Regions from separate parts of the Mus musculus genome. Here all the other regions are linked to region 2. Evidence: chromatin loops called from intact Hi-C (ENCODE). Cell type or tissue: gastrocnemius. All regions are shown on one strand. Links, peaks and the distances in the headings refer to the core of each region. The heading gives the core; the rest is flanking DNA.

Region 1 (5,977 bases), core at 840-4,839, 160 kb after region 2:
ACCTGAATTTTTGATCTTAGCCATTCTGACTGGTGTGAGGTGGAATCTCAGGGTTGTTTTGATTTGCATTTCCCTGATGATTAAGGATGTTGAACATTTTTTCAGGTGCTTCTCTGCCATTCGGTATTCCTCAGGTGAGAATTCTTTGTTCAGCTTTGAGCCCCATTTTTTAATGGGGTTATTTGATTTTCTGGAGTCCATCTTCTTGAATTCTTTATATATATTGGATATTAGTCTCCTATCTGATTTAGGATAGGTAAAGATCCTTTCCTTTGTGTACAGAAAGGCCATTGACTTGTTTGAGTTAATTTTATATCCGGCTACTTCACTGAAACTGTTTATCAGGCTTAGGAGTTCTCTGGTGGAATTTTTAGGGTCACTTATATATACTATCATATCATCTGCAAAAAGTGATATTTTGACTTCTTCCTTTCCAATTTGTATCCCCTTGATCTCCTTTTGTTGTCTAATTGCTCTGGCTAGGACTTCAAGAACAATGTTGAATAGGTAGGGAGAGAGTAGACAGCCTTGTCTAGTCTCTGATTTTAGTGGGATTGCTTCCAGCTTCTCACCATTTATTTTGATGTTGGCTACTGGTTTTCTGTAGATTGCTTTTATCATGGTTAGGTATGGGCCTTGAATTCCTGATCTTTCCAAGACTTTTATCATGAATGGGTGTTGGATTTTGTCAAATGCTTTCTCCACATCTAACCCTGACACCATTGCACACACTAGCAAGATTTTGCTGAAAGGACCCAGATATAGCTCTCTCTTGTGAGACTATGCTGGGGCCTAGCAAACACAGAAGTGGATGCTCACAGTCAGCTATTGGATGGATCACAGGGCCCCCAATGGAGGAGCTAGAGAAAGTACCCAAGGAGCTAAAGGGATCTGCAACCCTATAGGTGGAACAACATTATGAACTAACCAGTACCCTGGAGCTCTTGACTCTAGCTGCATATGTATCAAAAGATGGCCTAGTTGGCCATCACTGGAAAGAGAGGCCCATTGGTCTTGCAAACTTTATATGCCCCAGTACAGGGGAACGCCAGGGCCAAAATGTGGGAGTGGATGGGTAGGTGAGTGGGGGGGGGGGGTATGGGGGACTTTTGGGATAGCATTGGAAGTGTAAATGAGGAAAATACCTAATAAAAATATTTTTTAAAAAAAAAGAATCCAATCAGCTGATAAGCATTTGACATCTACTAGAGAGACAAGGCCTCTGTCAGGTTTCATGTCCTCAGTCCAGCTGCCAGAGACCCTTATAGCAGCAAGGCTGCCCTAGAGGGTAATCGCGTGCAGATCTCAAAGGCTGCCAAAGTACCTCAGGTGATCCAACTCCCAATCTCCTGTTGAGGGGCACAGTTTCCTGCATCCTGGACTTTCTGAAGTGAGTTAGGACACAATGTGCCAGAGAAGTCACTATTTCAACGGAGACCCAGGGTGGATTTGAGTCTAGTGAGAACTGTGGGCTTGTTCTGTGGGTTACATTGCTAGACTCTTCTGACCAGGGCTACCTGACTAGCTCTTAGACCAGGCTTCTGTTTCCCAGGGGGCTTTGCACTACCTGCTCGTTTTCTCCTTCGCACACATCTGCTCTCTTCCGCTCTTCATCTGTCCTGCCATCTCCTCTATGCATCTCTGATGACCTACTGTGAACTGTTTATTCTCCTGGCTTTTCACAGTCCTGCAACACACAGGCACCTTCGAATCAGTCACCTTCCTCAGTTTCTTGAGATGATTTTTAAAGGTTATTTCATAAGAATGAAACCCAAAATGTACATTTAGTTTTACCTTTTTGGTTAGTTTGATGAGACAAGGTATGGCTATACATCTCAGACTGGCCTTGAACCCGTTATGTAGAATGGGATGATTTCAAACCCATAATTCTGCCTTAGTCTTTCTTGAAGGCTGGGTTTGCCTATTTAATATTATGTTGATGGTTGCTTTTTGAAGAAGTTCCTTTACATGCTGAAGAACCTGGTGGGGGAGGAAGGAAGGAAAGAAGGAAGGAAGGGAGAAAGAAAGAAATACCTATCCACCTCCATTTTTGTGAAAAGGCCTTGAAGTATTTGCTGCAGAAGGTAGCCACTTCATTCTTTCCTGGGAGGGGAGGAGGCTCCCAATCAGAAGGCATGATAAATAAACAAGACAAATCAGCAGGGAGATGTGGGATCTAGGATCAGTAAACAACAGCCTTCCCTTCTCTTGTTACCAACATCAGTGTTTTTTTCTCTGAACATGGCAAGAGAAGCCACCAGAAATACTTTAACTCACTTTAACCACGGAAAGCGGAAAGCAAGCGCTCTTGCCTACCAGAGCACCATACCAGAGAACACCAGTACTGCCCCCTACTGGTTAGTCTCGGATTGCAGACTTGGACCATCTATTATTTATTAAGGTGAATCCACACATGTGTCAGCAAAGCCCTTCGTTTTCTATCTGGGTAAGAGACCAAACTAAGCCACGTACAAGAAACCCAAATCTTCCTGAACTCAAGAATCCTATACTCAGTCTCGTAGGATTGCTGGGGGAGGTGGGAAACGGCCTTCCAAGCTGGTTTTTACCAGTATCGCGCTACCATTAGCAGTTAAAGGAGCAATTATCACAGTTAATAAAACCGCATTTAAACATATGACAGATAAAGAAAGCACAATGGGAGAAGTTTAATGGGCTGTATTTCCCGCCAGGTTTTATATTGGGTGTTACATTATTTATAGGACACATGCTCTAGGGAAGCGAATGTCTAAACTGGAAATGAACAAATCGGAACATTTGCGCCTTTGAAATCCTGCGGTTTTACACGATTCCGGTCATTTCTATCTGCTAGGAAACATGTTGTCTTGTCTATCCAAGCACGAGTGACTTCCTAAACAGATTTTTTAATGCGGCTCTATTTTACTTTACAAGTAGAAATTTCCATCTTGATTCAAAGCAAGTCACTTCCATAATATTGGTGGTAAGTGGAACACTGTCGGCTGACACCCGCTCCCTGCCCGCCCCTGCACCACCCTCCCACCCTGCCTACGTCTTAGAATCAGTTTTCATTGTACACCGAAGCGCTCCATACACCACTCCAGCTGTCCTTCCTATGAATCTGCTGCCGGCTTTAACTCACCTTTCCCCTGATTTTATTTGTACCGTTTCTGTCCTCGTGTATTGTACCTAGGAATCCAAGCGGCACACTGTGATGCTTAAGTGAGTTTGAAAGTTGAGGTTAGCCAGATGAAAGACTCAGATTAGAAGTCCTGTTTGCTTACAAGGTGGGTGACATTTAACAGATAACCTCTCCGAGCTCCGGGCTCCTCAGACATAAAACAAGAATAGCAGTAGCTGTAGTAAAGCCAGCAAGGACTTAGACACACCTCCCGCTACAGAGGAGAGCCACCCTTGAGTCTGAGGAAGCGCACCATAGGAAGGAGCTAGGAGGGGTGCTGAAGGGAAGTCCTTCTGCGTGGAGCCCTTGGCACCCTGTGCTTCCTGCTACCATGTTTCCTTGTCAGTGTTCCCCAGCGCAAGGCATCTCCAGCTGCGTAGACCTAACCTAGGAAGTTCGGTGATGAGCCCCCACTGCCCTTCGTACCCTTCGCAGCCACGCTCATTCCCTTGCCCCACATCCTTCCTTTAGTTTTAATTGGCCTCTGTTTAAAAACTTCACACATGCATATAAGGTAATCTGATCAAGTTCACCCACAATTCCTTCTTCTCCTGTTCATCCCCTTTTCCCTGCACTTCCCCGCCTTTTTCCTACCTCTCCGTCTCAGGATGTTTTGTTATGAACCTAAACGGAGTCCACTTTGTGCGTCTGGGCATGTACCTGGATGTAAGAGCATCTGCTGGAGCACTCCTACTTGGAGACTGACTCTTTTGCCAGTAGCTCCTCAGCCACCGGCGAGATCTCACGAGCCTCTCTCCCATCCACCCTGAGATTTTAGTGCTTTGATCTTGCACATCTTGGGCATGTAGCCACAGCCACTGTGAGTTCGTGGATGCCACGGCCCTGCCATACTCTTTCTCCAACTCTGGCGTTTTGCTGGGGAGTCCAGGTTTGCTTCTAACTCAGTGCAATCAACCTTTCTCTCAGTGTCTTCAGTGCTGATATTACTGTTGTTCCCACCACACCCAGCCTGAGTCTCCATTTCTGAGATAAATACTCCCGGGGTCGGGGGGCGGGGGGAGGATTTCAAGGTTGTATTACAGCTGTGGTTTCAGTCTTTAAAGAAATTTCCAGACTCTTTCCCAGAGTGTAGTGTTTTCCATTCTGTTCCATTCATATTTGCAAAACTTATCAACGGCTTCCAGCGCAGTTCTAACATTTTAAGTGAAGAATAGAAAACGTACTCCCCTTCCACCCTTTCCCCTTCCCTGTTCATCTCACATGCTCATAGTCACATCTGTACTGCAGTGTTATAATCTTTGCTTCAAGCATCCGATAGGATTTAGAATCTACATTTTAGATGAATTTTCACATTAAATTGTAGATGAAAAGCAAGGCTCTATGCTTACTTCTATTCTCACTTACCTTTTTCTCTTGTACCGCATGCCTTTTGGATTGATGTCTTCTTTCTTTCTTAGAGGGCACCCTTTAGCTATTCTTTTCAGGCAAGCTGGAAACAAATCCTTTTAAGTTCCCTTCATCTGAGATGTCTTCATTTCTCCATTCCTGAATTTTCTTGAAAGGAAACTTAAAAAAAAAAAATCTGGGAATAGAATTCTATACTGACTAAATAAAAAAAAGAGGAAGAAAGAAAAAGAAAGAAAAAAAGAAAAGAGACAAAGAAAAGAGAGAAAGAAAGAAAAGAGAGAAGGAAAAGAGCTACTTCCTCCTGGTCTCCACGGTTTATGATGGGAAACCTGCAGACACTTGAATTGCTTCTCCCCATAGGAGATGCCACTCTCCCCTGGCTGCTATATAAAATCCGTCCTTTGTTTTAGAAGCCTATAGTATGGCTCTGCATGGATTCTTCGGCTTTGTCTTATTTTAAATTCTTCCCAAATTGGAGTAGTATCTGATTATTTCTTCAAGTGGAATTCTCTTCTGCCCCAAGACTCCAGTGACAGAAACTAGATCGTTTGCTTCAGTTCCATGGTCCCTGGTATTCTGGGATCTCTGTTGACTGGTTTCTGTCCATTCAGACTGATTTATTTCTGTTACCCTGTCTTCAAATTCATTGATTTTTTTTCTTTTATTCTTCTCACTTAACTGTTGATCCCATCTGTTGTGTTATTAGTTATTAGGAGTTATTAGTCCTAATTTTTCAGCTCTAAGATTTGTGTGAGGCTTCTCTTTGCATCTTCTACTGACTAATGGACTGGTGATCACAGGCCAGCATTTCAGGCAGGTCATTAATTGTTCACTGATGTACTTATGACATATTATATGGTAAAAGCTATCATACCTTTGCCCAACACTTATAAACATGTGCACCATTTCAATGCTGACATCCACCAGTTGTCTTTCTTTTCTTTCCATTTGTTTGGAAGCTTCCTTCCAACTCTCCATAGAATAGTTTTTCTATGTAAACTCAGTCCCTAAGCTAAATGGCAACCCTGTGTATAACATATGTGTTTTGGTAGTGGTCTGCCTGTACTCTAAGAGTAGAATAAGGAGCTGTGATGTTACCCTGTGACTCCGTCAGTACCCTTTGATGTCCTGGCTGCCACTTGTCTTAGTCAGGGTTTCTATTCCTGCACAAACATCATGACCAAGAAGCAAGTTGGGGAGGAAAGGGTTTATTCGGCTTACACTTTCCACATTGCTGTTCATCACCAAAGGAAGTCAGGACTGGAACTCAATCAGGTCAGAAAGCAGGAGCTGATGCAGAAGCCATGGAGGGATGTTCTTTACTGGCTGGCTTCTCCTGGCTTGCTCAGCCTGCTCTCTTATAGAACCAAGGCTACCAGCCCAGAGATGGTCCCACCCACAAGGGGCCTTTCCCCCTTGATCACTAATTGAGAAAATGCCTTACAGTTGGAT
Region 2 (5,977 bases), core at 1,189-5,188:
ACTATTTACTCTCCAGCTTCCTGGCTTCTCCTCACCACCTAGCATACTCTGTATACCCAGAACTCCAGTGCTCATGGCACCCAGCCAGATGCCAGGACGGGAGGCAGATGCTTGCATTACTTCAGGGCAAGAATTCCAATGCCACTCTGCTCTCATTAGCCACTGCCAAGGGATGGGCTCAATGCCTTTTATTTACAAGTCTGTACTTCCCAACTGAAGGCTCTTTACTCCTGGCTAGAGACCATGCGGACATCTCTCTAGTAAAGAAAGACCATCCTCTCTGGATGTGTGTACACTGCAGCTGTCTTCAGACACACCAGAAGAGGGCATCGGATCCTATTACAGATGGTTGTGAGCCACCATGTGGTTGCTGGTAGTTGAACTCAGGACCTCTGAAAGAGCAGTCAGTGCTCTTAACCACGGAGCCATCTCTCCAACCCAAGAAAGACTATTCTTAATGGAACTCCAATCTACCAGTTCTAAATGCCAGTTTTATCCTGTTCCTTCCTGATAGAGTCACCGATTACAAGAACTTTGATTCACTTTAGGCAACCTTTACACTGCTGTACAGATGGGAAAGTCAACCCCTTGCTTCCAAATTTAGCTCTTACAAAACATTGTTTGGGTTCTTTCCTGACACATGTGCTCCCAGTTCAGAAAACAAGTATGTGGGAGAGAGATTGTATTTACAAATGTCCTCCAAATGGTGTATGCAACCAAGGTACTCTAATAACACATGTTATCTGTGTGCTCTGAAATGGCTCATGGAGAATGCACAGACACTGCTGTGTGCTGAATGAGGGAAACCTAACATTGTTTCTTCACAAATGACAGCTGGCTGGTGAAGATCCGTGTCTCTGGCCAGTAGTCTGCTCAGTTGTTTGTAGGCATATTATTCTGATTTAAAAACAACAACAATAAAAACCTTTTTGAAAAGAAAAAGAAAAGGAGGGGAATATCCAAAATATACCAGAAAGTATTCACTAAAATGAAATACATTACAACAAATACAAACAAACAAACAAACAAAGGGACGATTTGAATTAAGAAATGAAGGCATACTTTGTTTGCAAATATATTATTGTGTTCATGTGTGTGCGCGTGTGTTCGAGTATGTGCATGCTTTGTGTGTGCAAATGCATAGGCCAGAAGAAGGACCTATGATTCCCTGAAGCTGTAGATACTAGCACTTTTGAGCCACCCAACGTGGATACTAGGCACAGAATTAAGTACCCTGCAAGAACAGAATTCTCTTTCAATCACTAAGCCATCTACCTCTCCAGCTCATTTTAGTAAGAACTGTCATTAAACCCATGCCCTCTAGAGAGTACTGAGTCCCCTGTGCCCATCACAACAGGTGTCTGAGGTGAGTGCTGTCCTTCTGAAATCTATGCCTATGTGATACCTCAAATGTGACCTTTACAATCTGTATAGATGTGACCACTTTTAGGATGAGGCCACAGTGTGCTATGTTGGACCCTAATCCAATGATGAAGATGGAAATTTGGACTTGGGAGATGTATGAGAGGCAGGGAGGAGAGAGGGAGAAAGAGGAGGGGGCAGATTGAGTTGATATGGATGCCAGTTTAGGAATTAGGACAGTCAAGGTTGCTGGCAGAAGCCTGAAGAGTAGAGGAAGGACCCTTTACTGTACGCTTCTGTCATTATGGCCCTGGGGAATGTATTAGTTTCCATTTTGACTTCTGGCCTCTCAACCCTTGACAGAGAAAATTAAGTTTTGATTACTGGATGTCTGTATTAACTGGTTAGAGTGTCTGGGGAGGACAGTGCACGAGAAGAAACAGCTCTGGAGGCCTTGCTGAAGTTTCCTGTGGAGAGGCCATGCTAAGCAGTGCGGGGTGGGTGTGGATATTCTACCAAGTGAGGCAGCTGTACCTCAGAGCACAGAGTGCCAGTCACTCATATTGATGGGCTTTGTTTAGTCTCTCTAGATAAACCTGTAGGATTCCAGAGAGAGATTAAGAATAAAAAGTATAAAGAAGAACCATAAAACACAAGAGCAAAATTTATATACCTATTTATTTTTATTCGCACTTCATCCTAAAGAGGATTTAGAGTTCCTTTCATGGAAGCACACAGTAGAAGAAGGGGAAATAAATTAAGAAATGAGAAAGATGAAACAAAGGGGAGGGGGAAACATTCTGGTAGAAAACACCAGCAACAAAGCCACAGAGCACAGCCCTGTCCTCTCACCCCCCGAGTATGAGTAAGGCTCTCCAGCATGAGATAATACCAAATCCGAATTTTTCTCTAATTTGTAAATTTTCAATGGAAATTTCAGGCTGTTGCTCCAAGTAGAAACGAGCTCTAATTATCTCTCCGATTTTCATATGATTTTCAATAAGTCAGCATTACTGCTGTGGCTGATGAACTGGAAAGCCCAGAAAAGCAGGCTCGACTTTTCTGTGCCCTCTGAATCCTTTGAAATGTTTTAGAATCACTGTCTTTGAAGGATTTGTTTGTGCAGAGAGAAAGAAAAGGAGAGGTTGGGAAATGGTTTCGTATACTGTTGTGTCTGATCTAGTAAACTCCGTGTTCAGGCTTGCTATAGTGGCTAAGTCGGCCACCAAAACACCACGGGGGTTACCAAATGGCTCGGTACTGAACTTCTCAGGGCTCACTGGATATCTTAGCCCCACCCAAAAATGTATCCTGCTACATCTAACGGAGAAACAGTGTGAAAACACACAGAGAACACTTTTGTAAGATCGTCTTCTTTAAATGTCTCCTGCTTGGGGGACATCACTTGGGAATCAGCTCTATGCAAAATACCTTGTAATAACCTTTTCTGTGGAGATAGGGACCTCTAATCATATTTCAACCGCGAGATACACACACGTGCTTCAAGTTAAGGGAATTCTATTTATGCAGTTCTGAGTGTCCTTGTGGGGGGTGGGGTGGGGGAGGGAATAACTTAGGGAAAACTTTCTGCTGTCAGACAACCGTTCTCTTTTGTATAATTGTGCATGGAAAGCAAATAATAGTATAGTGCATGATTTAATGATTTAGGCATTTATTAATTCATTTTTAAAAAAGGAACCTTGAGGGTGGGGGGAGTTAAAAGCAAATTTCCTGCAGCAAGGAAACGAAGCCCTTAAGGTTATCCAGTTCATTTATCGTTGGAGTTAATTAAACAGTGACCTGGACTTTTCACACAGTAATTACTCTTGATGAAAAATTAACTACAGTCTTCCAGTAAGAAAGCACACACAGCAAGTTGTTAGAGGGTGGCTGGCCTGACCCAGGACGCTGGCTCGGCGGCCACAGTTCCTGTAGGTGGCAGTGAAGCACCGCACGAGCCGCCGGCCTCGGCCCAGACTGCGCATGCGCTACGTGAAGGGCAGGCGCTGCCCGGAGCATGCTCTGCCCTCAGGCCAGCAATTTCACTAAGTTCCTGGCTACCTACTCAATTTCATAGCCGCATCTAAATGAATCTTTTCTGAACTCAGCAGAAATACAAACTGCTCCTTCATATACCCCAAATTGTCCTTCTGGTGGAGCTGGAGCTGGCTTCTGTTTTATTTTTTCCTTTTTTTTTGAATTTCAGCATTGGCCTTATATGGAGGGAGTGGGGTGGAGAATTAGGGCTAAACCCTCCGCTTGAATTGTCAAAGCCATTTAGCTTAGCTGTGGCCCAGCCTGCTTAGGGGGAAAAAAAAAGTAAATCTATAAACTGAGGATCACAAACCTGCCCTACCCAGGAAAGATGTCCCGGAAAGCCCATAACTAGATTTCTTTCTTCTTGTGTTTTTCTTTATTCTGCTGCTTTCCTTCCTGCTATTCAAAAATAAATAAAATCCCCTACTCTGCTCAAAAGGCCAGGATGATTAGAATTTACACAGCAACCAAAACCATGAGTCATCTAGGTAACTTGCAACTTTCAATTTGGCAATAGTCTGATTCTATTTTATTATTATTATTAATATTATTATTGTAACTTGTTTTCCTGTTTGACCTTAGATCGGGGTTACTTGATAGTGTAGGGTGATGAGGATTCTGAAACTGTGTGGGTTTCTCCGTCATTTCAGGCAAAATTTCTCTCTCCTGCTTCCTGCCTCCAGTTTCCCATTCTTTTGGTGGCAAGAAGATAGACTGCACAGTGTCTCCCACATGTCTCTATGTCATGTTGCCTTGGGTCACAATACCGACTGTAGATGCGAGAAGAGTAACCCCCCTCCTCCAACCTCTACCCTGTGCACAGATATATCTAAAATGATTCCTGGGACTTCACTGTTGATATAGCTTGTACAAAAAATTTTATAAGCAAGATCCGGCAGAAAATAGACAGTCAAAGCAATTTATGGACTAAGTAAGAGGTACACTGGAAATAAAATTGAAGTTTAAAGACAAAGAAACTGGGGAAAGAAAAGACAACGGTCTAACTAACAGTCCACAAGGCATCAGAAGGGTTTAAGAAAAACACATCTTGACGTCTGGGCGCTGAAGGAGGTAGGAAAGGGGGTGACTGGTAGTATTGAGCCAATGCCTCTCAGAATTGGAAGAGCGGCAAATCAAAGAAGATTCTGGGAAGATGAAGGATGGGGCCTGCCGTTGAGCATCAGGGAGATTAGCAGAGCAGAGAGCTGGAGCCATGGTGAGTGGTAAAAGAAAGATTGGGGAATCTGGCAAGGGTGGCTGACCGGGTACAATTACAGGGTTGACAAATGGGCTGAGAAGAGAGAGGGGTTGAGAGATGGGGGGGGGGGGGGCATCTTAGAGATCATCCACAGTAAAGCCAATGCTTTTGTATTCTCCAAGGCTTTAGATAAAGACACATTTATGTGGAGTAAGAAAGAGCTCGTAAGAGGAAATTCTATGTTAAGAAATTTCCACTATAATAAAAACCACACATCTACCAAAGTGGGTGATAGCTCTGTGAGCCCTATGAGTCCAAGACCTGATTAAAATCAACAGGAGTCTAGAACTACTACTAACGAAGAGGAAGCTAGCCAAAAATGTCAGGGCTTCATTCAAACTGCAGTACGAGGTGGAGTTAGTTCTCTTTGTTTGATATTAGTGATGGAAGCACAAACCACCAGACAGGAAAAAGCCGCTTCACAGCACATGCACACATGCATGATACTGGGACTTAGCCACTCTAATGCCGCCATCTTGAAGAAAAGATAATTCTGGTGCAAACTTCATATAGATTTCTTTAGACTCCTTTAAAATATTTGAATTTCTAAACTACGGACCCGGTGGACATTTTAACTCTAACAAAACCCACAGAATAAGGCAAGTCTTAGGAATGGATGGAGCTTTAAGCATTGGGAGAGGGGGACCCAATGGGGGAGGGGCGAGAGAGAGAGAAAACGAGAGCATGAAGAATAGGATGTGGAGAAGGAATTGGCTGAAGCTCAGGGATGAGGAAGGTACAAGGAATGCTCACTGCATCAGTACACGGAGGTATGGAAACTGACTGACTCGGAGGAACCGCATCTGAATATCTGGATGAACACGAGGCTGCCTCCAGTGAGCCCATCTGTGTGTATTGGGACATTTCATTTTGACTTTTAAGTGTCAAGATCAGTATATTCAAGTTGGAATTTTTTTTATTGTTTTATGATACAAATTTTCTTTTACCATCTTAGTCTCCTTTTCCTTCCTTCCTCCCTTCCACCCTTCCTTTCTTCCTTCCTCTCTCCCTCCTTCCTTCCTCCTTTCTACCCTCCCTACTTCCTTCCTTCCATTCTTTCTTTTCTCTTTCTCATCCTCTTTCTCTTCCTCTTTCTCTCTCTCTCTTTCTCTCCTTCCTTCCTTCCTTTACTTCTTTCTTTCTTTCTTTCTTTCTTTCTTTCTTTCTTTCTTTCTTTCTTTCTTTCTCTCTCTCTCTCTCTCTCTCTCTCTCTCTTTCTTTCTTTCTTTCTTTCTTTCTTTCCGTCTTTCCTTCCTTCCTTCCTTCCTCCCTCCCTCCCTCTCTCCCTTCCTACCTTCTTTTTTTTTGTTTCCCTTCCTT
Region 3 (5,977 bases), core at 675-4,674, 610 kb after region 2:
CAAATAAATGAAGTCCTTTTCTGTCTTCTTCTCCCCAAAGTTAATTGGGTCCTTAGATGATTTATAGAGGAGTCTCTGATATAGTCTATGGTAGAGTTAAAGTTGTGAATCCTCTTATTCGGAGAAAGATTGAAAAAAGATAAGGTTATATACAGAAAGTAATTTAGCAATCATTTTCAGAATCTGTTTCCCTTTTTTTTTTTCCTCCCTCAGATATTGCGTCTGAGTTCACACTGGTTTCTCTGGCTCTATCCCAAAGAGCGGTTCCAATTGTGCCAATGATAAGGTGATGTATCCTCCCCCGCCCCTTTCTCTCTTTTTCTTTCGATCTATCTCAACCATGCATCTATCTCAACCACGTGGAGGAGAAAGAGGACAGCCTGTTCCTGTGGGGATTAACCACTACATTCCAGGTGTAACCGTGCAAGGTCACATGTCATAAATACATGATCAGCTGCAGCCACATAATCTCAACACTAAAGACAAATATTCGCTAAGGAAAACAAAACAAACAAACAAAAACAAAAAAACAACGAAAAACAAAAAAACTTTGTGAGGAAAACAAAATCCAAAACAAAAACAGTGTCAAAAGAACCCCTGTCAAGTATCCCCAAATCGGCCCCTTTCCATTCCGTAGGAGAAGAATTTCTTTTCCCTTTGTCTCTATGAGGTTCAGAACCTGGGACTGCTGTGAGCAGACAGCTTAAGCAGACATCATACATAAACTTACTTCATATTGTTTTTAGGTGACCCCAAGGAAGAGATCAGCTTACATGTTTGATGGCAGACTTGATGACGAGTGGAGAATCAAGGAAACATTTGCTAGATCGAGTGTGCAATAAAACAAAACAAAACAAAACAAAACAAAACAAAAAAACAGTTTACAAAGCTGGGGGAACTCGCGGGGCCTCAGCTCAGGCATCTCTGGCTGCTGGCCACAGTCCTTCCTGTCCCTAGATCCAGACAGGGCAGCCCTCAGCTGATGAGAGAAGGGTCAGAGACATTTCTGCTTGTCTAGTCTCAAGTTTACTCCCTTGTGCCACGGCACCAAAGATTAGCGTAGCACGCTCCTGTTAGTCCAGCCCTGGTTTTCTTTCTTAAAAGAGAAAATTTAACAGAAGTTTTTATTTTTCCCCCCCGTTTGTTGATTTCTTTCAAGAAAGGGTCAAAAATTTATCTTCAAAATACTAGTTGTAGAGATGCATACAAATAACAAAAAGAAAAAAAGAGAGAGAGAAAGAAAGGAAGGAAGGAAGGAAGGAAGGAAGGAAGGAAGGAAGGAAGGAAGGAAGGGGGAGAGAGAGAGAGCTAGGGAGAGAGAGAGAGAGAGAGGGAGAGAGCGAGAGAGAGAGAGAGAGAGAGAGAGAGAGAGAGAGAGAGAGAGAGAGAGAAAGAAAAGAAAAGAAAAAAGAAAAGAAAAGAAAAGAAAAGAAAAGAAAAGAAAAGAAAAGAAAAGAAAAGAAAATACAGATTTTTAAAGAGCCAGCGAAATATCATCTCTTACTTGGCTCACTTTTAAAGTTAGAGGATTGTACAGAATGGCGCCTGTGTGGCTGTGCGCATGCGCACTTCCCATCCCAACTTTGGGTAGAAGAGATTCTCCCCTATAGAGGGAGAGAGAGGAGCTTTGCATCTGTTGAGGCAGGGCTAAGTCAGTGTGAGAAAGTCAGGAGCAGCCGCACTTGACACCCACTCTTGTCAGTTCAGGCCACTGAGGCTGAGCAGAAGGGACGCTGGGCCTTGTCCCAGATGCTGGGTCTGAGACTCGAGATTTCCCTCTGCCCGCCCCTCCCCCATAGCCTTCCTTTGTTTCCCTGGAGGGTTATTTATGTTGCTAATTCAAGACTTTGACTTGTAGGATAAACCCATGCTGTGTGTTTATAGAACAGGCAAGGCGGAACCCTGGGTCCCTTTGATTGGAGATGATTTTCACATGTTTCCTGGTTCCCCTTTTGTGAAGATTTATCTTCAAACTCGAGACTTCCCTCCTTCTCACTTCAGACTTAAACTACTTAAATCTAGAAAAATAAAATTGTTTAACTGAACCTACTTCCCTAATAACTTTAGAAGAGCCAGCCAACAAATTGTTTACTTGAGAGGACCGTAGCCTTTTCTTCCGCTCTTCAATCACCCTCAAGGAGAAGGCAGATGTGAGTGGCTGGGACCTGGTGGAGCACGTGGGCGCGTTTGCCCAGCGTGGTGGGTACCGCCCTCTGTAGGGTAAAATTAGGCTTACTCGAATCTGCTAGATTGTCTTGCCCTCTAGTGGTCAGTACAAAAAAAAAAAAAAAAAAAAAAAAAACCACACACGAACATTGCAACTTGCAATGACTGTGTCTTAACGTTTACTTATAGGTAGGCGAATCGAATTATTATTGAGTTAAATCAATCTGCTATCATGCAAGATAGCACATATAGTTGGGCTTACGTGTACGTTTTTATGGGTGGAGGATGGATCCCATCGCCCTTTGCAAACTAAGATGTGCTTAGCCACGGAGCTGCGTGTCCCAGAACAGCATCATGTTTTACTGAATTAAATAAATTAAATGGCCACTTCCAAAATTCCTTAGGGGATACATTACAACATACAATTGTACATGTTGACGGAGCACCATCTTACACTGTTGTATGTACACATATCACATAATACGAAATCCAGACGCATCTAATTCCTCACACACGTATAATTTGCTTATCATGAGAACAGACAGGATCGTTCCTTGGAGCTTTTTAAAACACACAGTGCTGTTGTCATCCAGTGACCCCACTGGGCAGCGGCGGGCCAGATTTTCCTTCTCCATAACTGTACATTACTGCCTGTTAGCCAACATTTCTTAACCCACCCTTTCCACTCGCTCCAAACACCTTACCCTTATTTTCTATATCTCATACAGATTCCATTTATGAATGAACTCTCGAGGCAGTTGGCTTTCTGTTGTTGGCTTATCTCATTTAACATTACAATCTCTGGTTTTTCATCTGTGCTTATTTATTTATTTATTTATATTTTTGAATGATCACATTGTATTGTGAGTGACAGAATAGTAAGTAATCCACTTTAATATTCACTGTATCCATCCATCAACCATGAGAAACTTAGAGAGTTTCTTCAGCTTGGCTCCCATGGATAGCATTTGTCTTAGTTAGGGTTTTACTGCTGTGAACAGACACCATGACCAAGGTAATTCTTATAAGGACAACATTTAATTGGGGATGGTGTTTACAGGTTCAGAAGTTCAGTCCACTATCATCAGGGCAGGAGCAAGGCAGCATCCAGGCAGGCATGGTGCAGGAGGAGCTGAGAGTTTGACATCTTCATCTGAAGGCTGCTAGCAGTATACTGACTTCCAGTCAGCCAAGACAAGGGTATTAAAGCCCACACCCATAGTGTTACACCTACTCCAATGGGGCCACACCTCCAAATAGTGCCACTCCCTGGGCCAAGCACATACAAACCATCCCAGCATTTCAGTGAACATGAGAGTGCAGATGTCTCTTCAATGTGCCCACTAAATTCCCTTTGGATACCCAGTAGTGAGATGGGTGGATCATACAGTAGTTTTATTTTATGGAACCCCAATACTATTTTCCATAATGGGTGTATTAGGTTATATTTCTAGCAATGGTGCACCAGGGTTCCTTTCCTTCCCATCTTGACCAGCATTTCTTGGTCTCTTGTTACATTGATATCAATAATTCTTATTGGAGTAATACTCTGTAGCTCTGATTTGCATCTCCCTGTTGATTAGCAATATTGATGTTTTTCACAACCCATATGTCATGTATGTTTTATTTTGATGTATGTGTATTAAACTGTGTGTTTGGTTCCAGACCCCCAAAACAAGGGACTGAGGTGCATATTTTACATATTAAAGCGGACCTGGCCTCCAGGTTCTCCCTACATCCCTCAGTCCCTACCTTGCATACCCCTCCTCCAACCCTGAACTTTCCAGCCCAGAGCTGGGCTGCCCTTCCCCTAGAGACTCCTCCTTATATAATCCAGATCTCCCCCTCCCCCTCCCCTCCCTCTCCTCCCTCTCCCTCTCCTCTCTCTCCTCCCTCTCCCTCTCTCCCTTTCCCTCTCCTTCTCTCTTGTCCTTTTCTTCTCTCCACACACACACACACACACACACACACCTTTTTGTCCTTTCTCTCTTTCTTCTGTGCAACCCCCTCCCCCTTGTGGCAACTTCCCTGGCCTCTTTCCTTGGGGCAAGAGAACTCGCCTGCCTGAGAGCAGCTTCCCAATGAACCTGCCTTTAATATATTCTAATCTGGCTTGAATTGGCTCATTTCACTGGAGGAGAAATAACCTATCAGAGAAATAACCTATCTCTGTGTTACTAAATTATTTTTAGAGAAAAATATATGGGAACTTCAATAAAAGCACACAGTATATAAAAGTAAACTGTAGTATAATAACTTTGTTTACTTTAGCACTACAATGCAGTGTAGAGACATAAAAAAAAAAGAACAGAACAATACTGACATATCTGGTGCTGCTCCAGTGTCCATGAATACATACAAACTTTGGCCAGTTGATAGAGGGCTATAGTGTGTAGATTTTGCTACCCTGCTTTAAGCTCTAGGTGGACCATGCTACCAGCTCCACCCAGGTTCCCTCAGATCCATGGATGAAACACACACATACACATTAGCTTACACAAACACACACACACACATACACACACACACACACACACACACACACACACACACACACACTAGCTTATCTTTGATACACTTTAGTTCAATGGTTGGGCTCTTAGACGCCTTCCTCTGCTATCACATTATGACATTCGAATATCCCATCTGCTACCCCAGGCCCAGTTGAGAAAGTGGCCAATGACCACTCTACACTAGATCTCACATGGCTGTGGCTCCTCCAAAGCATGGTGAAAACTTTCTCCCTTTGCTCTGCTAGCCTGCCTGCAGGAAAACTGGAGATCCCGCCCATCTATTCTGCCCAGCTCATTGGCCATTAGTATCTTTATTGATTGATCAAGAACCAATTGGGGAAGAGGACCTTCAGGGTTTACATGCAGATTCCCAATCAAAACATCAGAACCACCTCCTACAGAGGGTGTCCTCCTGTGTCCTCCTGGTGCCCTCCAGGCCCTGTGGCCCTTACATTCCTTTGCCTTCTTTTCCAAGGGTTTCCCTGAGCTTACCTGTTACTATTGCTATGATCTAACTTTTGGAGTGTGCTATGTGTTTATAAAGTTGTCAAATGTTCTTTCTTCTTCTGAAGGCTTCACATTGTCTCCTTTGCTGCTAAAAAGCTTGATAGAGTCATCTTTGTCTATTTTTCCTCCCATCTCTCTTTTGAAATCTTCTAAGTATTCTTTTTCATTCCAATATCTTGTACATTTCCCCCTAGCCTTTTTTTTTTTATAGTTTCTGGTCTATATTTAAGTTACTTGAACTGGTTTTTGTAACTGCTAAGAGATAGAGGTGCAGTTTTATTCTTCTGAAAGTGGTTGCTCAATTTTTGGGACACTTCCTGTGTCCTAAGTGTGCTCTTGGTTCTCAGGAGAGAACCAGCTGGCCGTAGATGAGTCCTCTATGCATTCTATTCAGTTTCTCTCACCCATTTGCCTCTGAAATGGAAATTTATCGTTTCTTCGGAGACTATTACTTGTGTCATGTAATATTTTTCTGGAAACTGTCTTATAAGGGGATGGTTTTGTTGAAGTAGACACATGGTGTTTTTTCTGGAAGCAGCCTGGAAAAGGGGCGTGTGATGTTTTGCTAGAGCAGACACTTGAGAGAACACGTGATGTTTAGAAAGGGTATAAATATAACCCAATGGACAGTGGACGATGCTGGGTGGTAATAGTTTGCCTTGCCATGCTTTGCTGATCATTTTTGAGCTTTGTTGACACTGGTCTTCGTTGACAATGCTCTATGGTATTGGTTCACCTCATCACTCTTTGCTGGCCATCATTTGTTATGACTTCATAGACAGAATTATACC
Region 4 (5,977 bases), core at 1,242-5,241, 330 kb after region 2:
TTTGGTTCCCAGCGCCCTCTCATTGTCTATAACTCCAGCTCCTGGGGTTCTAATTCCACTCTGGCCCTATAGTCACCTGCATAGACATGATGCACAAACAAACAGGCACACACATGCCTAAACAGATTAAGAAAAGACAGCAAAGAACAAAAAGCAAGCAAGCAAACAAAAAAGCCAACAATAAATAGAACAAATGGAACAGCAGCTGCAGGCTGGAGTTCTGCTAGGGCCTGAAGCAGGTCAGTCCATCAATCAGGCTGCACTGCCTGTCAGGGCTACATTGTAATTAGAGCTGCGCCCAGCTCTGCTTCTACACAGTTATTTTTAGTTCCCTGTTACTTTTTGGAAGAGTTACCTTTTTTTGAACTTCAGTTTCTCAGAGATGGTCTACACAAACCCAAAGGAAACTACCAGACCTCCCAACACTGACTTCAGGATAACAGCTAATCAGAAAACACAAGCTTTCGGGGCCATGAGCTGAAGCAGGGTGCTGCTCTGACCATGGCTTAGCTGACGGCCTTCTACACTGTGCCCATGCCTGTTATATAGGACGGTTTCTCTCTGTGGGTTTCCATCCCATACGTTGGTGTTCTGATCACAATGGAGAAGGAAAGAAAAGGACAAGCACTATGGGTAATGTGGATGGGTTTGTCTCACAGCCCGCAGAGTTCATATATCCAGGCCAGAGAACTGGGAGACTGTGGGGTAAAGGTATAAGAAGGAATAACGCAGGCCCTTGTGGATGATTGCCAAAAGCTTACTTGCATCCAAAGCCTATATCAGAGGTTTTATTTCCAAAAACTTGCTGACACCTTTAAATCCTGCAACCTAAAATATATATATTAATATATTTAATATGATGATATGCAATATATGAATATGTGATATAGGCTATATATAATACATGATTATATGCACAAGTTATATATATAAATATATACATTTGTGTGTATACAATATTATACACACTCACATATATATATACAAAGCAGTGTTAGTCACACTTAAATGTCAGTATAAAATGTGGGTCTGTAGTATTTCCTCACATGAACTTAAATTTAAGCAAATTTAGATTTTGTGTTTTATACACATATTTATTTTTGTAAAGAGTGAAGAGCTGACAGAAAGCTGAGTCAGAGATGAAAACTATTTTTTTAACCATGGTCTGTTCCTAACTATATACAGGAACTCTGGGAGACTTCAAATTCTGAGACTCGTGATTGCTAAGATAATGGATCTTTAAGTTATTTACAACAAATTCAATTGCCATTCCTAATGCTTTACCCACCAGCAGTTAATGTCTCAGTAGCCCTAATTCTTTAGCTACTTATTTATTTTTTTCCTACAGGCCTCTCAAAAAACCCCAGGGATAAAGAGCAGAAAGCAAACTGCCCCAAAATACAAGGCTGGGTCATCAATATTTCTATCTTGGCTGCTAGAGGGGCTCATCGTTAGTGCTACTCCTCCTTGAGAGCTATAGGCAGTTAATGGTTACTGAGGGATGGGGAGTCACATGCTACAATGCATTGTCCTTTCACAAGTAAATAATTCACTCATCTATGCTCACTCACACAGACAACACTGGTTAAACACAGCAGGCCACCAAAAAGACAGGAAACTTGGAACCAGATTCTGGGAGAAGGGGGTTTGGGGGTGGGGGAAGGGCTGAAAAAGGATAGCCTCACATATATGTGTATGAATTTGTGATTTTTATGAATTTATAATTATATGAATTTATGGATTTATAACTTTTAAAAGACAGCATACTGATTTTTAAAAGGGGGGAAATGGCAGTTAAGAAGCTTTCAAGTTCCCTGGACTGGTAGGTAGCTCAGAGTTATGACCCCATAGAAGGCTGGACTGTAGAGAGAGTTCAAGACTACTCACTGAGACCCCCCCACACACACACACCTCAAATATTTAGAAACAAAGAAAACGGTGAGAGGTGGGGAGCTGGTGGTGCAGCTCAGTGGTAGAGCACACACAAGCCTCCAGGTATGACTGCCACTAACACGACAAATGCAGTTCCTAGGTCCAGGGACCATCTTTGAAAGTGACTACTAGGAACTACGGTTTTCCCAACAGTCTCTAGAATTAAGAGAGCAAGCCTCAATGTAGTATCATGACGGACAAAGGTGTGTATGACATTTCCAGAAGCGGCACCAAAACCCAGGAAGGGTCTCCACTGCCTGGGTGCAGGATGGTGGGGGAAGTGCAGTGAAAGGGGAGCCAGGCCGACTCTCAGCTCTCTCAAGCTCCAACTTCATTCCTGCCAGCAAACCACGCGGATGCTAAAACAAATACCAAAACTCTACCAACATCTGTAAAACTTTAACAAGCGGCAGACAACAGATCCACTTTGTCTACCTCAGCAGAAGAGGAAAAGCTTATTCAGAGGACACAGATCTCTTCGAAACCATCATTTGGACAAAGGAGCGGGAAATGAAAGAGAATTAATAAAAACCAAGGATGGCGCTTTACTTACCACACACAAAGCCATCTGGGCTGACAGTGAAAATGCTCCTCCCTTTCAGCAGCTGAGGGTGGGCACAACTGGCATTTACGAAGCTCTGAAAGTTGTTCTCCGCCACCCACTGTGGGAGCCATCTCAGCTGGCAGTCACACAAAAGGCTCGACGTATTTAAATGCCTGAGGAGAAGAATTACATTCATTTTGTTTTGCATGAAATGCAGATTTCTAAACGTAAATCAAACCTACGTAAATATGAGGCAAGCGGGGAAGGGGGGGATCAGGAAACCGAACGTGTGATGTTGTAAATATTCTACAGTCTACGGTAAATGTAAGAAACAGAGCTAGCAGGGCCCCTGGTCTTTGCTGTTCTTATTGTCCTATGGAGGAATAAGTACCGATACATCAGAAATTCCTAGCTAATGGAAAACGAGAACTATATTTAGGAACCATACTATATATGGTCTCACGAATTTAAGCTACAAATTCAAAACAGAAAAAGAAATTCCAGTTGCAACCAAGGGAATAAATGGCCCGCTCCCCTTGTTTCCCGGTATAACCATTAATAATGTCAAGAATGTGCTAGACGCTTTCTGTAGATGTTGCGTCACATGACATCCCCCTTAGGGCAGAAAAAGGGAAAACTTACAGCTGCTGAAGTTTCTTCATTTGGGAAAACGCATTGCTCTGTAGAGACATGATGGCGTTGCCACTCAGGTCCCTGGAAGACAGAAAATCAAACCCGCTGGTGAACTATGGCCAGGGTGTGTGTCCTTAAAGCCTGGGCCACACCCTACAACCCAGGCTGTTCACCAACCAAACACTTCATGCTGAAATGTGTAAACGGGACAAGCGCAGAGAAGCCCCTCACAAAGCTCCGACCAAGGCACCCAGAGTCTGGTCAGGGAAGTTACTTGTGTCACCCGCCCAGGATGTCCACTCCTCAGGGCTCTCAGGCTGATCTGCCTGCTGTCTCATTTCATTTCTCATTATTCAAATTCACTATTAGTTAGGGGTACAACCTAGGAAACAACACTGGTAGCCCACTTTCTGTGATAACGTGCTGCGCCGAGTGATTTTAGCATACATTATCACACATATCCCCAAAGCAACTCAGCTAAAGATGGCTTCACTACGCAGCTTGGCATGAAGGGGGAAGGAGGTTGTTAAGCCCATTATTTTCTATTCCAGCCTGATTTTGTCCCACAGAGCTCACTGCTGCAAAGGCAGCAATGTGTTTATTAAACCAAGTAATGTTTCAGGCAGGACAGCTATAAAATGGGAGGACATTTTGTGTTGGCTTTATTTTTAACTGGTACTTTATAGCAGTTTGAAGTCAATTGCCAGCCATGATGGTTACATTCCTCTCCCCCATCCCCCGCGTGCACGCATGCACACACACACACATATACACACACACACATACACACACACATACACACACACACACATACACACAGACACACACGCATACACACACACACATACACACACACATACACACACACACATACACACACACACACACATACACACACACACATACACACACATACACACACACACATACACACACACACATACACACACACATACACACATACACACATACACACATACACACACACACACACACACATACCACACACACACACACACACACACACACACACACACACACACACACACACAGGGTTCACAGCACACAAAGGGGATTTTGAATGAGACATGTAGAAATAGAAAACAAAGACCAAAAGTGCCAGACTTGGATAGGGAAAGAGTCTGGGCGAGTCAGGGAAGGTTAAAGAAAATTGAAGCAGAGGTTAATACTCTGCTGATCCACTAATTCCACTTTCCCAGAAATGGAACGGGCCAGTTGACAAACCCTTTGGCTAGTTTTCCTTTGAAAACAATCTGTTTCAATAACAGCAATCCTGGCCTGATGCTGTGGCGCTCAGTTTTGCAGACTCATTCTGCCATTTCTAACTGCTGCGCTGTCCTAGGTGGGGCTGGCAGTCCGTGTCTCTCTCTCTCTGAACGACTGGTACAGTGTCGGGAAATGCCCACAAGGTTGCCAACAGACAGATCACACCCAAATTCACAGTCCCGGTGAGGCACAATCCAAATGTCCACTTAAATGATAGCATGTGTCCAAGTTAACACATAGGGAAACTGCTGGCTACAGCATTCCTCAATAAAGCAAGCACAGTCTAACCTACATTGTGATCTGGCTATCCAAATAGGAAACTAACAGTTCATTGGGCCAGCTTGCACAATATTAAATGTCTTCTTTAAGTAGCTGAGAACCTTCCACCCAGAAATCTCATTTTTAAAAAATGTGTGCCAAAGGTTCCTGAGACCCACATGGACCCAGGACCATAACCGGTCAAGGGCTAAAGGGATACAGGATATAGGGGGAAAGGGATAAAGGGATAAATAGGATCTCTGTGAAGCCAGAGAAAGCCTATTTTCCTGGCAGTCCACAACTGATGAGTGCAGACCAGGAGAAAAAAACAGAGAAATCTCGGCTGTATGTTTTACATCAAGTAATTACAACAACAGAGTTTCTCAAGATACCACCATCTGCCCTCAAATCCCCACCGTGGCACTCCCAAGGATTTCTTCTTGTTCTTTAAAATTTAAGTCATCTTAACTTGGAAACAAACAGAACCCACGAATCTTCAGGGATTCTAGTTAACTTTTTAAAACAATAGCAACAGTTACTGAACAGAATTCTTGTTAAGTACTAAATAGTATGTGTGTGTGTATATATATATCTCCAGACTATATCCTAAGAAAGCTCAGAGATAACCTACTGATGGTAGACAGAAAGCAAGATGACAAATGGCAGGTAGATGTATAAATAGCTTTTCCAACATGGGGAGAATATTGTCACAACTGTTTTATAAACAGAAACCCCTCCTGGAGCACCCTTAGGAGAACTAAATTCCAAATACTCACAGGTGTTCCAATGTGTCCAAACCAGCGAAGGCCTTTTTGGTAATAGATCGAATCCGGTTTCCCTGGAGAATTCTACAGGGGTGGCAAGAGATATAATCACATTGTAGTTAACTTTAGAAAGCCATTTTAGGAGCAGAATTCTTATAAAAATGACTATTTTCATTGGTGAGCAATACTATTATCTTGAATTAAACAAAGTAACCCAAAATATTGGACTCTTCATATCTTGTTCAGTAACTTGAAAGATTAGACTCTTCGAATCTCATTCAGTAACATTACCAAACACGGGTTTCAAAGTACTAAACAGACTCCTCCATGTAACAGTTTGAATAAGAAATGACCCCGTGAGCTCATGTATTCGGACATGTGGTCCCTAGCTGGCAGAACTGCCATGGAAAGCTTAGGCTATGAAGACTTGCTGGAGGAAGTATGTCACTGGGGCTGGGCTTTGAGAGTTTAATAGTCTGGCACCAATTCTGCTTCCTGTGTGTGCAACGGAGATGTGGTCTCTCAGCTTCCTGCTGCTAACAGACGCCATGGCTTTCTT
Region 5 (5,977 bases), core at 1,298-5,297, 550 kb after region 2:
TTTCTAGGATAACATTATAATATTCACATTTTGGAAGCTATTATTAAGGCTTCTAATGGGTTCTGGAACTTAAAGCACACCCAGGAACTTAAAACAACACAGAGTTTAACACAGAGACAAACTAGGTAGAGCAGTTGCTACTCCATCAGAAGGTGAGTTTCGGTCTTAGAACCTATGTTGGGCAGCTCACAACTTCACAGTTGCCTGTAACTCCAGCTCTGGGGTGGAGTGGTCTAGTGCCCTCTCCTGGTCTCTGCAGGCACCTGCACACATATGTATATGTGTACTTGCTTGTGTATCCACAGACATATACCACAGTACACACACTGCCATTACCACACACACACACACACACACACACACACACACACAGTAGATTGCTTGCCCAACATGCACGCTTGATTCTAGGTTCAATCTCTAGAAACAAAACTATTTTAAAAAATGATGAAAGCATCACAATTATTTATCATCATCATCATTATTATTACTTATTTTAATAGTGGAAAGGTATGTGATGCGAACGCAGTGATCTGAAACTGGGAGTAAGAAGCCTATGACAGAGGCTTCTTTGCAGAAGTGTCTAGGTGGCAATGCTCTGTTGGGACAGAAGCTTGGAGTCTCTGGCTAAGAGGCTGAAACTGAGTGGAGAAGACAGAGGTGGGAAGGCTAAACCCTGACAAATACTGCAGCTTTCCCTGGGCATGACCCTAGTGAGGAACATGTCGTGAATACCAATTCGGAGTGCTCCATTTTGAGGTACCTGGGTCTCCCAAAGTCCTCTTGCGTAACTGAATCCTGGCAACAGTTAAGACTTATGTTTGGCGGTAAGGATTCCTCCCGGAGCGTTGAGTTTCTGATAGACTAGACTAGGCGCTGCTAATGTATGTTTAGGTGGCGTGTCTGTGAATGAAATCGAGGGAAAGTCGGCAAATGTTTCGTCTGGGAAAATTCTCCACAGCAAACCCCCAAGTGACAGTACAAACTCTTTTCAGCAAAAAATAAATAGCTGGTCTTTTCCATTTGGTTTTTACCTTTGTGTGGTGCTGGAATCCCCGAGTGTCTGGCTAATAGCGCTATTCCCTCCGATTTTTGCAGCTTCGTCATCTAATACTCAATTAACATACCGTCTGCAACGCTCAGCTAAAGGAAGTTATGTGAGAATGAGAGAATGAGGGACCATCTTCGCTGAAGAACAGTTTTTCTTGTCCAAGAAGCACTGGCAGGAGGAGACTGGGTGCGGGGGGGTGGGGAGGGCCAGATTTTATTTTACTTTACTTTGTTCCCAGTTTCTACTTAAAATTCGGAGCTCAGCAACCATTCCAGTTTCTTCTTCCTGCTCTGAGTTCCCTCAAAAGTAAAGACTTAAACAAGGTGAGAAAGAGGACTGTGGTTCTCCGAGTAAACAGGCCCTGCGGAGCGAGCCTGGACCCAGGGAGAGCCCTCCTCCCAGAAGGAAACCAGATCCCTGGGCAAAATAGGTGAAGAAAAATAGGGCAGCTGTTAAAACATTTAGTCTGTTTTTCTCTTTATCCCCCTTCTGGTCCCCTGCCTCCCAGCCCCCTCCCCCACGCGATCCTTTCCAACCCCAGGCGACTGTGCTCCGGGAACGCAGGACCCCCTCACCGGAGAGCAAATACATGAGCTAGGACAATCCCCGGCCTCTGCTTCCCCGCCGCCCCCTTCCCCGCCCCTCTGCATTCCTGGAGGATAAGCGGAAGATTGAATGGATGAATTTTTGGCAGCTATTTGCAGAGCCCGCAGCCGCAGCTTGGTTTAATTAGGGAATCAGAGCGTTGCTTTTATGTAGGTCACTTTAGGTTCTGATTCCAGATCTCCTATAGCTCTGTCCTTCCTTAAAAAAAGCCAGAAATACATGTACAATTAGAAACTAAAAACACACCAAAAATCTCTCGGTCATGTGTCTCTCTCTGTCTCTCTCTGTTAATTCCCACTAGAATAGCTTAGCTGGGACCCCTCCCTTCTCCAAAATAAGGATAGTATTGTAGCTTAACTCCACCCCACTCCTGTGGTCTGAAACATATGTGCAGAACAGAGAAAATTATTAGCAGGCATGAAGGACATTTTTTGCTTTCTCGATGTTTTTGTCCTAGAAAGACTCCTTGAGCTTTCTTCTACGGAGTCTAACAACGAAGCACCTATTGAGAACTTAATCGCCATCAGTTTGTTAATCTTTGAGATGTAACTGAAAATAAGTACCGAGGTAGGGGGAGAGATGGCAGACAGGGCATTGCAGTGTCTCTTAAAGGAACTCAGACCCCAAATTAAGTGTTTTCAGCCACAGGTGGGGCCCACAGGAACCTCGTCTGAAGGTTTCGTAATGCACAAAGAATTCTCTTTGCAAGGAGCCCAGGAGGGTGAACACACAGGGATCCTCTGTGGCCTTGGGGGTGTGGGGAAGGCCCTAGCAAGTCCTCTGTGTCTGTCAGAAGTTTGTTCAAATGACGCATGGCTTGGATTTAACGTTTTCAGGTACTTTATCTTTACTTTCACATTTGAAATTCGATCAGTCTAACGTAAATACGAAGCAGCCAGGCCTTAAAGAACAAGACAGGCTCTCTAAACACTCTGAACTCCAGAAGAAAACACGGCCATGTTTTCATAATATACTTAGATGCAGGAAATGCATACTTAATGGGCTAGGGTGACTTCATGTAATCTGCCACCCACAGATAATTAATTAAGCTACTCAGTGAGTGTCGGGCAAACAAGTTAACATCGCAGGCTCTCAGGAGTGTGAAGTAGTGTCCTGTTTACATTTCCTGGATGGTTCAGTGAAGAGCTGTGGGAACCACCAAAGGGAGGAGGCTATTTCAAGTTGTGGCCCTCTCAAAATGCTAAGAGCGGCTATTAGCCCTCAAAGGCTGCAGGTCTAATCAGCTTCAAATAGTGAGAAACAGCTGGCCAGGAGGCCGGTCTGTCAGTGTATGAGGTGTCTGTCTGGGAGGTGGCTTGGAGGAGAGCTCACAGACTCCGGCTCATTATCTCCAGAATGAAAATGGAACCACAGCTGTCTCTTCTGATAGATTTGATTAAACTGCTAAGCTGGGGGTGGAGGGGTGTCAGAGAGGGCGAGAGGAACGTCAGCAGAGGCTCGGAGCCAACAGCGTGTGCACGTATATTTCCAAACTCCTCCGGGCAGGAGGTATCTCAGTAATGGGACTTGCCATGAGATCTCTGGCAGGCTCGGTGTTGGAACCACATCACTGAAACTGCTTGTCTTGGGATATTTTATTTTTGTTCGTCTTGTCTGCAACTCTCCCCGCTGTGAATACTATCCAAGAGGAGTAAAAATGAATTCATCATGGTTGTAAACTTCCCAAAGCAGAGGTTTTGCTTTTGCATTTCAGAAGACAACTTCCCAGGGGAGATGCCCATGGAAAAAATGAAGTTTACCTACCACCAAATCAAATTTAAGGTGTCAAAAGTCTGGCTGCCATCTTAAAGCCGTTGAGAAAAGCTGCACACAATAGCTTTGGAGTCGACCTGCCTTTTTACTAGAGCTATTCTGCTGCATAAAGAGTTTTGTATTTTTGTTATAGCCTGAGTTAAACACAGACCCCTTTCCCATTAGCATTGATGGTGACCTAGTACATGAATTCCACAGAGCAACAATGCCCCCTCCTGTCAGCTGTGCTAGGGTGTAGCACCCTTACTGGGGTTAGTGATATAGAAACTCACACTTGCCCCCTCCCCCACCTCCTGGTCATTGGTCCTCTGTAAACATCACAAATGCCCACAGAGATAATAAACCTGAAAATGTATCTTTCTTTAGTCTGTTAAAAAAAAAATAAAATTTAGTTCTTAAGGTCATTGCCATTCTTCTTAAATTTCACAGATAGGTTCAGTTATCTCTGTGGCTGTGGAGATGGTAAGTAAGCATCCTCTATATGGGCTACGTGAGTTGTCTAATGCATTCTATACTTAAATAGCAACGTACTTTGTTCAAACACTAGAGCCTTGATAGAGATGGTCACATGTAGTAGAAAGATCATACAATTGTTTATGAACAAATACGGTAGATCATGTCTTCATGCTTTAGTAACTTCTCAAGAAGGAATGGAGAAGACCCTTAGCTGGGACCAATAAAAGCACCAAGCATCTGGGATGTGGTGGTCAGTATTCCCCTTTTTTCATAAGGCCTACCTCACTTTACTGGATCATGTGGTATGAATGCAAGAGTCCTTTCTTGGGCAATGTTTTAAAATACATTGCAAAAGATTGTCAGGACTTCTCAGTGCATTTATTCCAATTCAGACTTTCCATGGATTTATCATTTGTAGGAGGAACAGTGCGGCCTCTGCATAAATGCCAGCTGCAAAGGCATCTCCTGCAGGAGGACCCAATTGAAGGCTGCCTGGAGATCAAGGATTGCTGAAGCAGGCAGCAATACCAGTCAATTGGGAGCTGCTGTTTAGAAGAGATGCTTTCTTGGGACCAATGGAGCCCTACTGGAAGGTATTAAAGGAGCTTGCAGAGGCATTCAAATGAGTTTCTCACCTGCTTCTGGAGTCTGTGCCTTTGACTCAAAGTCACTTCACCTCCAACCCCCAAGGGCAGGTAGGGTCGGGCCACAGGCAGTACAGGGCAAGGCAACAAACATTAATCATATTTTTGGAAGTTTTCATGGTTTTAATACATTCTGAAAGAAACTAGCTAAAGTTTGTTTTGTGTACACGAGTGTCCCATGAGTGTGTACATGCCTGTTCACTTACCTTGGCATGGTGTATATGTGTCTGAGTGTGAACTTTTTGTTTTGGGGTTCTTTTTCTGATTTCTGGGTATTGAAAGGAGTGCAAAGACAGCACTCTACCACTCGGGGGTACATCTCCCAACTCACTAATGTGAAGAATTACACAGTAGCTTGGTGTTTGGAAATTAGAGGCAAATCCTAAACATATTCCTTCCTAGCCACACGAAGACAGCTCATGGGGACTCTCTGCATGAGGTTAGTGGCTTCACTCTCATCTATTAATGTAGATTCCCATGTCTTTAATTACATTAAATAATGACGAGGTTGAAACTTGCATGGCATATGCAGTGAGCTAATGAATTCTTTTTAGATGTTGTGTTTAATGAAGTCTGTCTTAAAACCTTAGAAATCATTTCTATTGCTTTGGTAAATCACAATGACAAAAAATAACTTGGAAAGGAAAGGGTTTATTCCAGCTTATGACTCTCAGGTTGTGCATCAGCATCCAGGGAAGCCAGGGCAGGAACCCAAGGCAGAAAGTGAAGGAGAATCTATGGAGGAGGGCTGCTTACTGGCTTGCTCCTGTGATGGCTTCCTCAGCCTGCCATCTCATAGCACTCCAGACCAGCATCCCAAGGGTGGCACCACCCACCCCACAGTGAGCTGGGCTCTTCCACATCAAAATCACCAGTCAAGAAAATGAGCCACAGGCTTGCACACAGCCAGTTTGGTGGAGGCACTTTCTCAATTGAGGCTCCCTCTTTCCAAATGCACACATCTCCAAATCATTGCTTCAGCTGGGGAGGAAAATACCTTCACATGACTCTTCCAGTATGTTAAAATGTGCTGTGTGTGGAGGTCAGCACTCAGGACATCAAGCATGCACGCTTCCTCGTTTCTGTTTGTTATCACATCTGGGGACGTTCTCCGTACGGATACATCTTAGTGTCTGTTGTCAAGTAGAAAAGGGTCAGACTGAACTGGAAGCGGGGAGAGCGGTAATCTATGGATACCTTCATCTTTTAAAGATCTTAAAGATCTCCGCTTTATTTCACACTCCCAGAAATGATTATCATCTAGACGTTAAGCAGTAAATGTGCCGTGTTTACCCACTTCTATCCACACTTTGTGTGGAGTAGGGACTGGGGAGGAGGCGTTTACTTTTGAAATGCCCATATTCTGAGTCTCCTGATGGCTCAGCTGAATGTCCAGCTGGCTGCAGGATCCTTAGAAAAGACATTCATCCTGTCAAATGTTCCCTCTGGG

Evidence for each region. A loop is a pair of places that touch in the nucleus more often than their neighbours do. Peaks named below come from ENCODE experiments on the same cell type or tissue, not always from the same donor. Only the 100,000 strongest peaks of a DNase experiment are listed, where the experiment ranks them.
Region 1: it touches region 2 in a loop (3-fold over the local background); 7 of 42 quality-filtered maps call a loop at or near these places.
Region 3: a loop joins it to region 2, with 9 times the contacts of the local background. A loop is called at or near these places in 13 of 42 quality-filtered maps.
Region 4: a loop joins it to region 2, with 6 times the contacts of the local background. A loop is called at or near these places in 5 of 42 quality-filtered maps.
Region 5: it touches region 2 in a loop (4-fold over the local background); 17 of 42 quality-filtered maps call a loop at or near these places.

The regions. Positions count from the first base shown.
Region 1 is chr10:126,166,340-126,172,316 of GRCm38, reverse strand. No RefSeq gene overlaps it. Among named protein-coding and RNA genes, the nearest start is that of Gm30041, 75 kb to the right of the region's middle. In gastrocnemius, for the core only: a CTCF peak has its summit at 2,357 (motif pointing left); a DNase peak (open chromatin) is centred at 2,359; H3K4me3 peaks cover 715 bases.
Region 2 is chr10:126,328,105-126,334,081 of GRCm38, reverse strand. No RefSeq gene overlaps it. Among named protein-coding and RNA genes, the nearest start is that of 1700025K04Rik, 41 kb to the left of the region's middle. In gastrocnemius, for the core only: a CTCF peak has its summit at 3,294 (motif pointing right); a DNase peak (open chromatin) is centred at 3,324; H3K4me3 peaks cover 216 bases; H3K27ac peaks cover 282 bases.
Region 3 is chr10:125,721,725-125,727,701 of GRCm38, reverse strand. No RefSeq gene overlaps it. Among named protein-coding and RNA genes, the nearest start is that of Gm36884, 20 kb to the left of the region's middle. In gastrocnemius, for the core only: a CTCF peak has its summit at 2,227 (motif pointing left); DNase peaks (open chromatin) are centred at 937, 1,762 and 2,198.
Region 4 is chr10:125,999,614-126,005,590 of GRCm38, reverse strand. It overlaps Lrig3 (leucine-rich repeats and immunoglobulin-like domains 3), which reads right to left. Exons shown (of 19, transcript NM_177152.5): 10 at 5,431-5,502; 11 at 3,119-3,190; 12 at 2,486-2,649. Among named protein-coding and RNA genes, the nearest start is that of Gm29997, 23 kb to the right of the region's middle. In gastrocnemius, for the core only: no CTCF peak of the experiment used is centred there; no DNase peak of the experiment used is centred there; H3K27ac peaks cover 2,619 bases.
Region 5 is chr10:125,782,719-125,788,695 of GRCm38, reverse strand. No RefSeq gene overlaps it. Among named protein-coding and RNA genes, the nearest start is that of Gm29862, 12 kb to the right of the region's middle. In gastrocnemius, for the core only: a CTCF peak has its summit at 3,642 (motif pointing left); DNase peaks (open chromatin) are centred at 1,639, 3,098 and 3,652; H3K4me3 peaks cover 1,861 bases; H3K27ac peaks cover 801 bases.